Regions from separate parts of the Homo sapiens genome. Here region 1 is linked to region 2. A link is an interaction called in ENCODE POLR2A ChIA-PET data of the cell type or tissue named here. Cell type or tissue: PC-9. All regions are shown on one strand. Each heading gives the region's core, and the rest is flanking DNA. Links, peaks and the distances in the headings are about the cores only.

Region 1 (6,979 bases), core at 1,737-5,736, 120 kb before region 2:
TTCTCCATATTGGTCAGGCTGGTCTCAAACTCCCGACCTCAGGTGATCCGCCAGCCTCGGCCTCCCAAAGTGCTGGGATTACAGGCATGAACCACCGCATCTGGCCTAATTTACTTCATTTTAAACATTTAGTTACTTAAAAAAAAATCTACAGTCAATGTCAAATAATATTTAACATGGCAAGGAAAACAAGATGAACATCCATGTACCTGCTTTAAAAAAAAATCATTACCAGTAGTTTTTTTTTTTTTTTTTTTTTTTGAGATGGAGTCTTGTTCTGTGGCCCAGGCTGGAGTGCAGTGGCATGATCTTGGCTCATTGCAACCTCCGCATCCTGGGTTCAAGTGATTCTCCTGCCTCAACCTCCTGAATAGCTGGGATTACAGGCACAGGCACCTGCCACCATGCCCGGATAATTTTTGTATTTTTAGTAGCGATGGGGTTTCCCCATGTTGGCCAGGCTGGTCTTGAACTCCTGACCTCAAGTGATCTGCCTGCCTCGGCCTCCCAAAGTGCTGGGATTACAGGTGTGAGTCACTGCACCCGGCCTTCTTTCTTTTTTTTTTTTTGTTTTTGAGGCAGAGTCTCAGTCTGCTGCCTAGAATGGAATGCAGTGGCACTGGAATGCAGTAGTGTGATCACGGCTCACTGCAACCTTGACCTCCGTGGACTCAGGTGATCCTCCTATTTCAGCCTCCTGAGTAGTTGGGCCTATAGGTGCATGCCACCACTCCTGGCTAATTTTTTGTAGATATGGGGTTTTGCCATGTTGCTCAGGCTGGTTTCAAACTCCTGGGCTCAAGTGATTCCTCTGCCTCGGCCTCCCAAAGTGCTAGGATTACAGGCATGAGTCACCATGCCCAGCCCTTGAATGGTTTTAAAGTGTTATTCTTATCCGAATATTTGTTTTAAACAACAGGATTTAAACTTACAGGAAAACCTAAATACAGACCTCTGCACGTTAACCCTATATACATTTTTCTATGCTGTCACTTACATATTTGAATGTACTGCTTTCAACTTCAAAACAAGCAGTCTCCCCCAGGTCTCCCATGACGTTCTGAAATCCTAACTTCTATTACCTAATACAAGGCTACAAATTATGTTAGTTGGGTGGTTGGGAACAAAGCATGTGCCATAAAAATAAGGCAAATGTGAATGTGTACATTTGCTAAGTTTTTTGCCACTGTCTGCCCTCTTAAATTGTGGTAGCAGCTATTGTTCACATTGATATATTACATTGATATTGATATTGTTCACATCGTATGGGCATGGGGGAAAGAGAAAGGGAGCAAAGGGAGAAAGAGACAGAGAGAGAGAGAGAGAGAGAGCGAGCCAGAGAGCGCGTGAGTGCCCAGGAGGCAGGAGAGAGGTGCGTCCCATTGCCCCAGAAGGAAGCTGGGAGCTTCTAACGGAGGCTGTACCCCTCACTCACATATATATTTATAGTACAAGGAAGCACTTCTAAGGGACCTTGTTCATTGCTTTGCACAAAATAGCCACTTAATATTTGAAATCATGCAGACTCTGTTGTCTGGTCACAATGGAATCAAACTAGAAATCAGTAACAGAAAGATAGGAAAATATCAAAACACTTGGAAATTAAACAACACACTTCTAAATAACCCAGTGGTCAAGGAGGAAGTTTCAAAGAAGAGCAAAAATACAGAATTTGTGGGACATGGCTGAAGGGGAGCTGAGAGGGAAATTTATAGCAATTAAGGTATATATTAGAAATAAATAATCTAATAATAAATAATAAATAATCTAAGCTCCTGCTTCAAGAACCTAGAAAAAGAAGAAAAAAATCAAAAAGAAAAAAGAATATAGTAAAGACAAGTGAATATATCAAATAAACTGAACATAGAACCTAATTCATAAAATCAATACAAAAATTTGATTTTTTAAAAGGATAAAATAATTGGCAAGCCTCTCACAGGGAGAAAAAAAGACACAAATTGCTAATGTTACAAAATAAAATGAAATGGGCTGGTGCGGTGGCTTACGCGTGTAATCCCAGCACTTTGGGAGGCTGAGGCGGGTAGATCACTTGAGGTTAGGAGTTTGAGACCAGCCTAGCCAACATAGTGAAACCCTGTCTCTACTAAAAATATGAAAATTAGCCGGGCATGGTGGCGGGCACCAGTAATCCCCAGCTACTCAGGAGGCTGAGGCAGGAGAATCGCTTGAACCTGGGAGGCAGAGGTTGCAGTGAGCTGAGATTATGCCACTGTACTCCAGCCTGGGCGACAGAGTGAGACATCGTCTCAAAAAAAAAAAAAAAAAAAAAAAAAGAAGAAGAAGAAGAAATGGGGGATATATATTCTACAGACATTAAAGAGATGATTAGGAAATACTAAAACTAATTCTACATAAATTCAACAACTTAGATGAAATGGACCAATTCCTCAAAAAAATGAAAATAACCTACCACAATTCATCCAATATGTAATGGATAAGAACAGCCCTATGACTATTAAGAAAATTAAATTTGTAATTAAAAAATTCACAAACAAGAAGTCTCCAGACCCAGATAATTTTACTAGAGAATTCTACCAGTTAAAAAATAATTAACACCAGCCGGGTGCAGTGGCTCACACCTGTAATCCCAGCACTTTGGGAGGCCGAGGTGGGCGGATCATGTCAGGAGATCGAAACCATCTTGGCTAACATGGTGAAACCCCGTCTCTACTAAAATACAAAAAATTAGCTGGGCGTGGTGGCGTGTGCCTGTAATCCCAGCTACTTGGGAGGCTGAGGCAGGGGAATCACTTGAACCTTGGAGGCGGAGGTTGCAGTGACCTGAGATCGCGCCACTGCACTCCAGCCTGGAGATAGAGCAAGACTCCATCTCAAAAAAATAAAAAATAGATAAATAAATAAATAAAAATAATTAACACTGCTGGGCGCGGTGGCTCATGCCTGTAATTCCAGAACTTTGGGAGGCAAAGGTGGGCGGATCACAAGGTCAAGAGATGGAGACCATCCTGGCCAACATGGTTAAACCCCGTCTCTACTGAAAATATAAAAATTAGCTGGGCATGCTGGCATGTGCCTGTAATCCCAGCTACTTGGGAGGCTAAGGCAGGAGAATTGCTTGAACCTGGGAGGCGGAGGTTTCAGTGAGCCGAGATCACGCCACTGCACTCTAGCCTGGGCGACAGAGCAAGACTCCATCTAAAAAAAAAAAAATTATTATATTATTAACACCAATTCTGCCTAAACTCTTTCAGAAAATAGAAGAGAACACCATCGCTCAATCATTCTAAGAAGTTAGTATTTACTCTGACACCAAAACCAAAGAAAGCACACACAAAAAAGGAGAAAACTGCCAACCAATACACATCATAAATAAAGATGCAAAATCCTTAACAAAATATTAGCAAATATAATTAATCAATATATAAGAATTACACAACATGACAAAGTGGGGTTTATTCCAAGGATGCATAGCTCATTGATATTTGAAAACTAATCAATGTAGTCTACCATACTAAAAGGCTAAAAAGAAAAAAAAAGAATGTCAATTAATTTCAGAAAAAAAGTATTTGACAAAATTCAACACCAACTCATAATAAAATTGAGATAAAATAGGTATATGGAGAGAATTTCCCCAATTTGATAAAAAAAAAAACTGCCAAAATATTACAGTTAGCATTATAAAGTGCTGGGATTACAGGTGTGAGCCACTGCACCCGGCCTTCTTTCTTTTTTTTTTGTTTTCGAGACAGAGTCTCAGTCTGCTGCCTAGGATGGAATGCAGTGGCACTGGAATGCAGTGGCATGATCTCGGATCACTGCAACCTTGACCTCTGTGGACTCAGGTGATCCTTCTATCTCAGCTTTCCGAGTAGCTGGGTCTATAGGTGCATGCCACCACTCCTGGCTAATTTTTTGTAGATAGGGGGTTTTGCCATGTTGCTCAGGCTGGTTTCAAACTCCTGGGCTCAAGTGATTCCTCTGCCTCGGCCTCCCAAAGTGCTAGGATTACAGGCATGAGTCACCATGCCCAGCCCTTGAATGGTTTTAAAGTGTTATTCTTATCTGAATATTTGTTTTAAACAACAGGATTTAAACTCACAGGAAAGCCTAAATATAAACCTCTGCACGTTAACCCTATATACATTTTTCTATGCTGTCACTTACATATTTGAATGTACTGCTTTAAACTTCCAAACAAGCAGCCTCTGGCTGGGCGCAGTGACTCACTCCTGTAATCCTAGCACTTTGGGAGGCCAAGGCGGATGGATCACAAGGTCTGGAGTTCAAGACCAGCCTGGCCGAGATGGTGAAACCTGATCTCTACTAAAAATACAAAAATTATTTGGGCACGGTGGTGGGCGCCTGTAATCCCAGCTACTCAGGAGGCTGAGGCAGGGAATTGCTTGAACCCGGAAGGTGGAGCTTACAGTGAGCCAAGATTTCGCCACTGCGCTCCAGCCTGGGCAACAGAGCAAGACTCTGTCTGAAAAAAAAAAAAAGAGAGAGGAAAAAAAAAAGAAGCAGCAGCCTCCCCCAGGTCTCCCATCACGTTCTGAAATCCTAACTTCTATTACCTAATACAAGGCTACAAATTATGTTAGTCGGGTGGTTGGGAACAAAGCGTGTGCCATAAAAATAAGGTAAATGTGAATGTGTACATCAGTTTGCTAAGTTTTTTGCCACTGTCTGGCCTCTTAAATTGTGGTAGCAGCTATTGTTCACATTGATATATTACATTGATATTGATATTGTTCACGTCATATATATTTGTAGTACAAGGAAGCATTTCTAAAGGACCTTGTTCATTGCTTTGCACAAAATAGCCACTTAATATTTGTTGAATGAATTGCTGGCACTATCTCTGGTGTTTTAATTTTTATTTATTTATGTATTTATTTTTGATATGGAGTCTCACTCTGTCAACCAGGCTGGAGTGCAGTGGCACCATCTCGGCTCACTCAACCTCCACCTCCTAGGTTCAAGAGATTCTCCTGCCTCAGCCTCCCAAGTAGCTGGGGATACATGCATGCGCCACCACGCCTGGCTAATTTTTTTGTATTTTTTTTTTTTTTTTTTTAGTACAGACGTAGTTTCACCATGTTGGTCAGGCTGGTCTCGAACTCCTGACCTCAAATGATCCGCCCGCCTCAGCCTCCCAAAAGTGCTGGAATTACAGGCATGAGCCACTGTGCCTGGCCTATCTCTGGTATTTTTAGTACGATGTCAAGAACTTCATATATTTTTTGGATCACTTTAATTGTAAGGTCGTATCCAGACTGATGAAATGCTCTTGGAGGTAACTATCCTGAGAAGCAACTTCACTGATGCATTAAAAGCAGTGACTGGCATGGAATAAGGATTAAAGTATATTAATCCAAAACATGTAAAATTGCATTAATGTTATAACAACCTAAAGCAAAACTAATAAATCACATAAAAAACTCTCACGTTATTTTCCTTAGTAGTTTACATTGTGCTAGATACTTTTGCATGTACATGCTTACAACTTTTCTTCTGTTTTTAAACTTTGCATTACATATAAATTCTACCATATTATATGATCCTCATAAAAATCGTCGGTTAAATGGCTGCATAAAAAACCATGCGGTTGGCCGGGCGCAGGGGCTCACGCCTGTAATCCTAGCACTTTGGGAGGCCGAGGTGGGCGGATCATGAAATCAAGAGATTGAGACCATCTTGGCCAACATGGTGAAACCCTGTCTCTACTAAAAACACAAAAAATTAGCTGGGCATTGTGGCGCGCGCCTGTAGTCCCAGCTACTCGGAGGCTGAGGTAGGAGAATTGCTTGAACCTGGGAGGCGGAGGTTGCAGTGAGCCGAGATGGCGCCACTGCACTCCAGCCTGGCGACAGAGGGAGACTCCGTCTCAAAAAACAAACAACAACAACAACAACAACAACAAAACCCCAAAAGACCATGCAGTTTACGGATCATTATGCTGTTCCCTCATTTCTTTTTTGTTATTAATGGAATTTAGCAAAGAACATCTTCTGTACTATTACTTATTTTTCAAGAATAGGGCCGGGCGCGGTGGCTCACGCCTGTTATCCTAGCACTTTGGGACACCTAGGCAGGCGGATCACCTGAGGTCAAGAGTTTGAGACCAGCCTGGCCAACATGGTGAAACCCCACCTCTACTAAAAATACAAACATTAGCTGGGGGTGGTGGCAGGTGCCTATAATCCCAGCTACTCCGGAGGCTGAGGCAGGAGAATCACGTGAACTTGGAAGGCAGAGGTTGCAATGAGCCAAGGTCGCACCACTGCACTCCAGCCTGGGTGACAGAGTGAGACTCCAACTCAAAAAATAAAATAAAATAAAATAAAATAAAATAAAATAAAAATGGTGGCTGAATGAATCTCATAGTAATATTTTGATATGTAAAGAATGGTCCTGCTGGGCACAGTGGCTCACGCCTGTAATCCCAGCACTTTGGGAGGCCGAGGAGGGTGGATCACAAGGTCAGGAGTTCGAGACCAGCCTGACCAGCATGGGGAAACCCCCGTCTCTACTAAAAAAAAAAAAAAAAATACAAAAATTAGCCAGGTGTGGTGGTGGGTGCCTGTAATCCCAGCTACTCAGGAGGCTGCGGCAGGAGAATCACTTGAACCCAGGAGGTGGAGGTTGCAGTGAGCCGAGATTGCACCACTGCACTCCAGCCTGGGCAACAGAGTGAGACTCCGTCTAAAAAAAAAAAAAGAATGGTTCTGTTTTCATGTCCAATGCTATTTTCCTTTCCTCAAAGACTTTTACACCTGAATGTATATAATTGATTTTACCTAAGATTCCCATCCCTTAATTTTCCGTCTTATCTTTCCCAAGTTCCGGCTATTAATTTGGTAATTCCCTACATGTTGTCATTATAATGTATATATATCCCCCTTTGGGGACATAAACATATCCCCAAGGGAAGAGAAACACATAAACTTTTTTGTTTTTTTAAACTTTCTAACCCAATCGTCTCTGAAATCTGAGC
Region 2 (6,911 bases), core at 2,912-6,911:
GTTTAGAAAGAAATTTCATCAAGACTCAGCTCTAGTAGACGTCCTGTTTCCTGGGAGCTTCTCTGATTTGAAGGGTTGCTCTGCTGATGCTGCTTTTGTTAGTAGTTTACCACTTTTCATCAACATTGAACTGTGTCACACCTCAGGGTTCATTTATCCCCATTAGTCTGAGATTTATTGTTAGACTTGAGGCTAAACCGTTAATGTTAGATGCTTGTAAGATGCGGTGTTGCTAAAGTAGAGATTTATAATAATAATTACCAGATCTGAAAATACATGTGATTATACGAAATCCTGCCGAATGTTTACAGGCTCTATGTGAACTGGAGATTTTTACGAGGCATTGAGGCTCAATTCTTGGCTCTGCAGAAAGGATTTAATGAAGTAATTCCACAACATCTGCTGAAGACATTTGATGAGAAGGAGTTAGAGGTTAGTGCATTAGTATTATAACATCACTAGTGTAACAAGGAAGGATTGGGAATTATTTTGTTACTTAGTTTTAGAGGAAAGCATATTTCTGGTGCTTTCTAAGTTTCATGGTTCTATGCTTGAGAATTCTTATTCACAGGAAAAGTCTTTCATGCTTTTGAAGGCCTTTCATGCTTTGGAATTTCTGTGAGTGAACAATCTGTCTCTCTCTCTCTTTTTTTTTTTCTGAGACAGGGTCTCACTCTGTCACCCAGGCTGGGGTGCAGTGGTGCAATCATGGCTCACTGCAGCCTTGACCTCCTGGGCTCAAATGATCCTTCAGCCCCTCAAGTAGCTGAGACTACAAGCATGCACCAGCACCCCTGGCTAATTTTTTTGTTTTTTTTGGTAGAGACAGGGTTTTGCCATGTTTCCCAGGGTGGTCTCAAACTCCTGAGCTCAAGTGATCCGCCTGCCTTGGCCTCCCAAAGTGCTAGGATTATAGGCTTGAGCCACCATGCCCAGCTGTGAGCAGTCTCTCTTATATTGTGAAAATTTTTAATTTATTTTTCTATCCTGTACTTTCTTGTTTTAAACAGATTTCGTGACTTATATGTACATTCTTCCAATATATGTCTATTCCCTAACTTAGTGGTTACTGATTTAGTTAAGTAAAACCTCATTAATCTACCATTTTGAAATTTATTTGGGTAAGAGCCTACTCTGAATTAGTTTTACACTAAGCTTGCAAGAAAGCATTTGATAGACAAGATCATCGAGAAAATAACTAAAACACCTAGGATAAATTGAATCTAAATGTCTCTCTCTTTTTTTTTTTTTTTTTTTTGGAGACAGAGTTGCCCAGGCTGGAGGGCAGTGGCACTGCAACCTCCACCTCCTGGATTCAAGTGATTCTCCTGCCTCAGCCTCCCAAGTAGCTGGGACTACAGGCACCTGCCACCACGTCCAGCTAATTTTTGTATTTTTAGTAGAAACGGGGTTTCACCATGTTGGCCAGGCTGGCCTGGGACTCCTGACCTCAAATAATCCACCCACCTCGGCCTTCCACAGTGCTGGGATTACAGGTGTGAGCCACCGCACCTGGCCTCTAAATGTCTTTAGATTAACGGCCATACTAAACAGTGAATAGTTTTTTGTTTCCTTTTAAAGCTGGCCCTTAAACACCCCAGGTTTTGTAATTAAGACCTTAAACAAATGCATCTGAATTTCCTACTGAACAACTAAAAAACACGAGGTTTAATTCTATTAAAGGTCCCAAATTTATTTAGTAGTTAGGGATAACACAAATATTTGAAGTCTACTAATAATTTGAAACATGATTTTATTCAATGCCTTCAATGTCCTTTCTAAATAAATCTGTTAATAGACCTGTTAGCAAACAAATCTAAAAAGGTTGGTTTTACTTAATACTCTCCCCATTCCTTTTGTGATTGAATTGTTCATAGTGAAATAGCCAGAAGGAAGTAGTTAGAAGGAGAACATAGCAGGAATGCCGATAAGGTTGAAATATAATGCATTTTCATCTCTTTATACAATAAACGAGGATTTGGCCTTCTAACTGCCATTCCTCTGAAGAAAAGAATTTAGGAGGTGTCTTTTATGTCATTAAATACACCCATAATCCTTTTCGGATAACCTCCTCCCTGTTCAGTGTGGTGTTAATTCAGTGAACCCTGTAGAAGCTTTGTTGGAGATTTTATTTCAGAACCCCATAGAAGCCTTACTGGAGACTTTATTTGGTAGGGTTAGGATTTTTAATATAGTTTCTACTGCTAATGGGTCATGAAACTTTGTTTTTCTTCTCTTTTTTCTTTTTTTTATTTGTGGAGACAGAATCTCACTCTGTCACCCAGGCTGGAGTACAGTGGCACAATCTCCACTTACCGCAACCTCTGCCTCCCAGGTTTTCAAGCGATTCTCGTGCCTCAGCCTCCTGAGTAACTGGGACTTCAGGTGTGCACCACCATGCCTGGCTAATTTTTGTATTTTTAGTAGAGATGGGGTTTCACCATGTTGCCCAGGCCGGTCTTGAACTTTTTAGCTCAGGCAATCCACCTGCCTCTGCTTCCCAAATTGTTAGGATTACAGGCGTGAGCCACTGCACCAGGCCTGAATCATTAAACTTTTTATTTTTATTTTTTGAGATAGAGTCTCACTCTGTTGCCTAGGCTGGAGTGCAGTACCATGATCCTAGCTCACTGTTAACTCTTATGCTGAAGTGATCCTCCTACCTCAGTCTCCCCAGTAACTGGTACTACAGGTGTGCACCACCACGCCTGGCTAACATTATTTTGGCTTTTTTTTTTTTTTTTTTTTTTTTTGGAGACACAGTCTCACTTGTCCCCCAGGCTGATGGGATCTCAGCTCCCTACAACCTCTACTTCCTGGGTTCAAGCGATTCTCATGCCTTACCTGGGATTACAGGTGCCCGCCACCACGCCCGGCTACCTTTTTGTATTTTTAGTAGATACAGGGTTTCGCCATGTTGGCCAGGCTGGTCTTGAACTCCTGACCTCAAGTGATCTGCATGCCTCGTCCTCCCAAAGTGCTAGGATTACAGGCGTGAGCTACCACACCCTACCAATTTTTAAAGACAATATGTATAACATTTATTTTAGCATTGTATATATTAATCCTGGGTGTAATTCTATAAAATACAGGATTTGCAAGTTATGTTTTATAGTATACATGGAATTCACTGCTATAAACAAACATGTTAGATTAGTATGGTGAGTTAGTCTTGAACCCTAGGGAGACATATTAATGATAGTATAAAATGATTTGGATATAGTTCATCTGTGTGACCCTCCATCAGGATGTGTTTAGCAGAGGTCTGTATCAATGTGCTCATGTATTTTGTGCTTTAATATCAATTTAATATTATTAAGCAAATGTAGGCCAGGTGTAGTGGCTCACACCTATAATCCTAGCACTTTGGGAGGCTGAGGCAGGCGGATCACTTGAGGCCAGGAGTTGGAGACCAGCCTGGCCAACATGGCGGAATCTCATCTCTACTAAAAATACAAAAATTAGCTGGGCATTGTGGTGCATGCCTGTAATCCCAGCTACTTGGGAGGCTAAGGCAGGAGAATCACTTGAACCCGGGAGGCAGAGGTTGCAGTGAGCCTAGATCATGCCACTGCACTCCAGCCTAGGAGACAGAGCAAAATTCTGTCTTAAAAAAAAAAAATTATTAAGCAAATTGTATGACTCACTTATTCAACACCCATTTCTGAAGTTTCTGTGCATTATCGGTTGCTTCCCCAGGATGTAGTGAAATGGATGTTACTACCATATTACAGCAGAGGAATTGATTGAATTGCCCTCAATCAACAAAGCTAATAGGTATTGAAACTAGTAGATGATGCAGGTCCAAAGAAGGCACATATCTGTATTTACTCTTTGGGTCTCAATTTCTGTCCATTTTTTTTAAAGCTTTATAATTTTATTATGAACTTATGAAACATTCTCAATTGTTTACCTGGTCAAGTCTATCACAGCTGTGGTTCTCAGACCCTGGAGAGGGAGTTTGCAGTGAGTAGATATCTCTGGAGCTTTTTAAAATATAGATCCCAACTGTCACCCCAGGTGCACAGAATTAACATCTCTGAGCCTAGGACCTGGAATGTCAATTTGAAAAGCTTTTCAGATGATTCTGATGTGCATCTTTAATTAGGAACCACCAAATGACAGCCAGCAGTACAAACCTAAAGTTCTCTTTTGAGGAATTTTTGGTCTGGCTGTGGTTTCCACAGGTTCATTACTGTGTACTATTTTCACAGCTCATTATTTGTGGACTTGGAAAGATAGATGTTAATGACTGGAAGGTAAACACCCGGTTAAAACACTGTACACCAGACAGCAACATTGTCAAATGGTTCTGGAAAGCTGTGGAGTTTTTTGATGAAGAGCGACGAGCAAGATTGCTTCAGTTTGTGACAGGATCCTCTCGAGTGCCTCTGCAGGGCTTCAAAGCATTGCAAGGTAACAGCCTGAGGTGCAGGCAAGCTGGGCAGCGGGTGGGGGCGGGGCTGTCAGCGTGGGGTCTGTGGAGATATTTTGTAAACCATGTGCTTAGAGATTCTCTTTTTCACTTCTTATCTGTGACTCTCACATTGTGATACCTTCTTCTCCCTCCTTTCTTTTGTTCCCTTCCCAAGAGCCTTTTCTGCGGGCTTCTCTGATTGTAGTGAGTGCCGCATGCTAGAGACCGTACGTGGTGATGCTCTGCCTTTGTTTTCTGGTCACCTTACTTTTAATTCTGTTGCACATTCCTGTAGGGAAGTCGTTCACTTCCATGTTCACATCTTGACCTGGTGAAACGTTTACCTGCCTGGGATGCCTCTCCCCTCTACTTTTCGTTCTTTCTCTTATTAGACAGAAGCAGCATGGGTCATGGAAACCATCTGTTCGGTCAGAGCATTTTAATTACTGCATGGCATCAGACCATTTGTTTACAACCATATTCCTTTTTTAAGAATGGTTTTCTGTGGAATAAGCTGGTTAATTTTGGGAGGAGCTGGTAATATTGCTAATGATTGTGGTGCTTCACTGGGTGGCAGTTGCTTCCTTTACCTCTTAAGCACTTCATTTTCAAAGCTGCTGGTGATGAATAAGGACACACAAAGCGACACTGGTACATAATTCGACAGTGCTGCCCACAGCGCATGCGCTGAAATCCCTGGGGGGAGAGCGTGCTTTCAGCTGTGCTGCCCTTCTCTGTAAGGAGAGCTCCTCATCCTCACACTTCCCAGATGCATAAAGTGAAGTTGTATTTCTGCTACATGTATTTATATGGGGTGCCTGTGCGAACTGAAATGGATTCTATAGACGGCTCTTTTGCTGTCAGCCCAGTTTGAGTCATGAAATCTAAATTTGCATCAGGTCGTCATCTTTTTGAATGTGTGCCTATGTATTTTACCTTGGATTTGCCTGATTACTTTTCTTCTCATGCTTTTGGGATATTGACTTTCTATAAAAGATAGAAATTGAGAAAGGGATTTCAATCTTGAGTTTTTTCTCAAATGGAAATGTGAACCTATTACGGAATCTAAGCCTTATCCAAGGTTAATTCTGGCTCTTAAAACCCAGATGCTTTTCCTGCTGCCCTTTGGTAGTATGTGTGGATTCATTAGCATTCCCCTATCCCCAGATCCTGTGGTTAACTTACCAGTTTTATTCTTAAGATTTTGGAGACTAATGCACGCACCTGCAGTGATTTCATCCACATTTCCTTCATTTGCAGGTGCTGCAGGCCCGAGACTCTTTACCATACACCAGATTGATGCCTGCACTAACAACCTGCCGAAAGCCCACACTTGGTAAGGTATTTTTGTAGCTGTATTCCCCATTCCATGTACATAAGTGTTAGTTCCAAACAGATTTGACTTTTTATTTATTGTACTTACTAGTGTTAAATGGGCCTTTAAAGGGAATGATAAGCAACTTAAGTGATTTAAAAGTTAAGATTATTCGGAAATTGGTAGGAAAACCCAAAAGTGGTCATCTCTGTTTTAGAGAAATACCTTTTAGTTTTCTGTGTGACACAGAGTGATGTGGCTATACTGGTATACACTTGCTAGGCCAGTTTACTTATTTTGAATGAACTGTATAAAATTTGATTTGCTTATTCACAGCTTCAATCGAATAGACATTCCACCCTATGAAAGCTATGAAAAGCTATATGAAAAGCTGCTAACAGCCATTGAAGAAACATGTGGATTTGCTGTGGAATGACAAGCTTCAAGGATTTACCCAGGACTCTATTTATACAACCCTGACTGACAGCCTCCTTTCAGCAGAGTTTCAAAGAATATGCTGAAATACAGGAAAACACTCCCCCCCCCCCCCTTTTTTTTTTTTTTTTTACATTTTAGGACACTGTGAGGGGAAAGGACAATTTTGAAATTCCTTTTCAAGGAAAAAAAAGGTCTTTATGCTTTGCCATGAGGCCACATTCAGCTGCTATTTAAACTTAATATCTTGAACCTAAAGAATGCTGACTTTTCCTACATTTCCAGAGTTAGGCAGTATTCTACACTTAAAGACTACTACTATTTTTATAAAAGGTAATCTATTCAAATTTCTTCACAGATTTCAAGTCTCTCAAACATCAAGACAACTTCAGCAGTCGGTACAAGTCACATTTCATTTTGATTGAATACATGATCTTGAACAGCTCCTGTACTTGCTCTTTGTAAAAAAAAATAAAATTATTTTGAATTATTCTACCTTTGTAAACAATTGGCTAAAAGAATCATCTTTAAGAAATTAAGCCATTTACATGTTTGTGTTTTTCTATAGCAGAGCATTATATTTTGCATTATATGTTTCAACCTAGTCTAAGTGGGTCTTTTTTACATTTTTCAAGAACGGATTTCCTGGAATACAGCGATATAATTTTGGTTGTCAAATTCCTAATGCAACCATTTAGTCTAAACTTAGTCATTTATTTGTGACAATAAGATGTGTTCAGGGGC

The links. Peaks named below come from ENCODE experiments on the same cell type or tissue, not always from the same donor. Only the 100,000 strongest peaks of a DNase experiment are listed, where the experiment ranks them.
Region 1: POLR2A ChIA-PET joins it to region 2 with 7 read pairs; 9 of 35 experiments call an interaction of 5 or more read pairs at or near these places.

Annotation. Positions count from the first base shown.
Region 1 is chr17:64,665,340-64,672,318 of GRCh38, reverse strand. No RefSeq gene overlaps it. Among named protein-coding and RNA genes, the nearest start is that of SMURF2, 6.5 kb to the right of the region's middle. In PC-9, for the core only: no CTCF peak of the experiment used is centred there; DNase peaks (open chromatin) are centred at 3,798 and 4,138; H3K27ac peaks cover 1,849 bases.
Region 2 is chr17:64,545,105-64,552,015 of GRCh38, reverse strand. SMURF2 (SMAD specific E3 ubiquitin protein ligase 2) reads left to right here. Exons shown (of 19, transcript NM_022739.4): 16 at 312-432; 17 at 4,215-4,416; 18 at 5,678-5,753; 19 at 6,069-6,911. The coding sequence ends at 6,168. Among named protein-coding and RNA genes, the nearest start is that of CEP95, 42 kb to the right of the region's middle. In PC-9, for the core only: no CTCF peak of the experiment used is centred there; no DNase peak of the experiment used is centred there.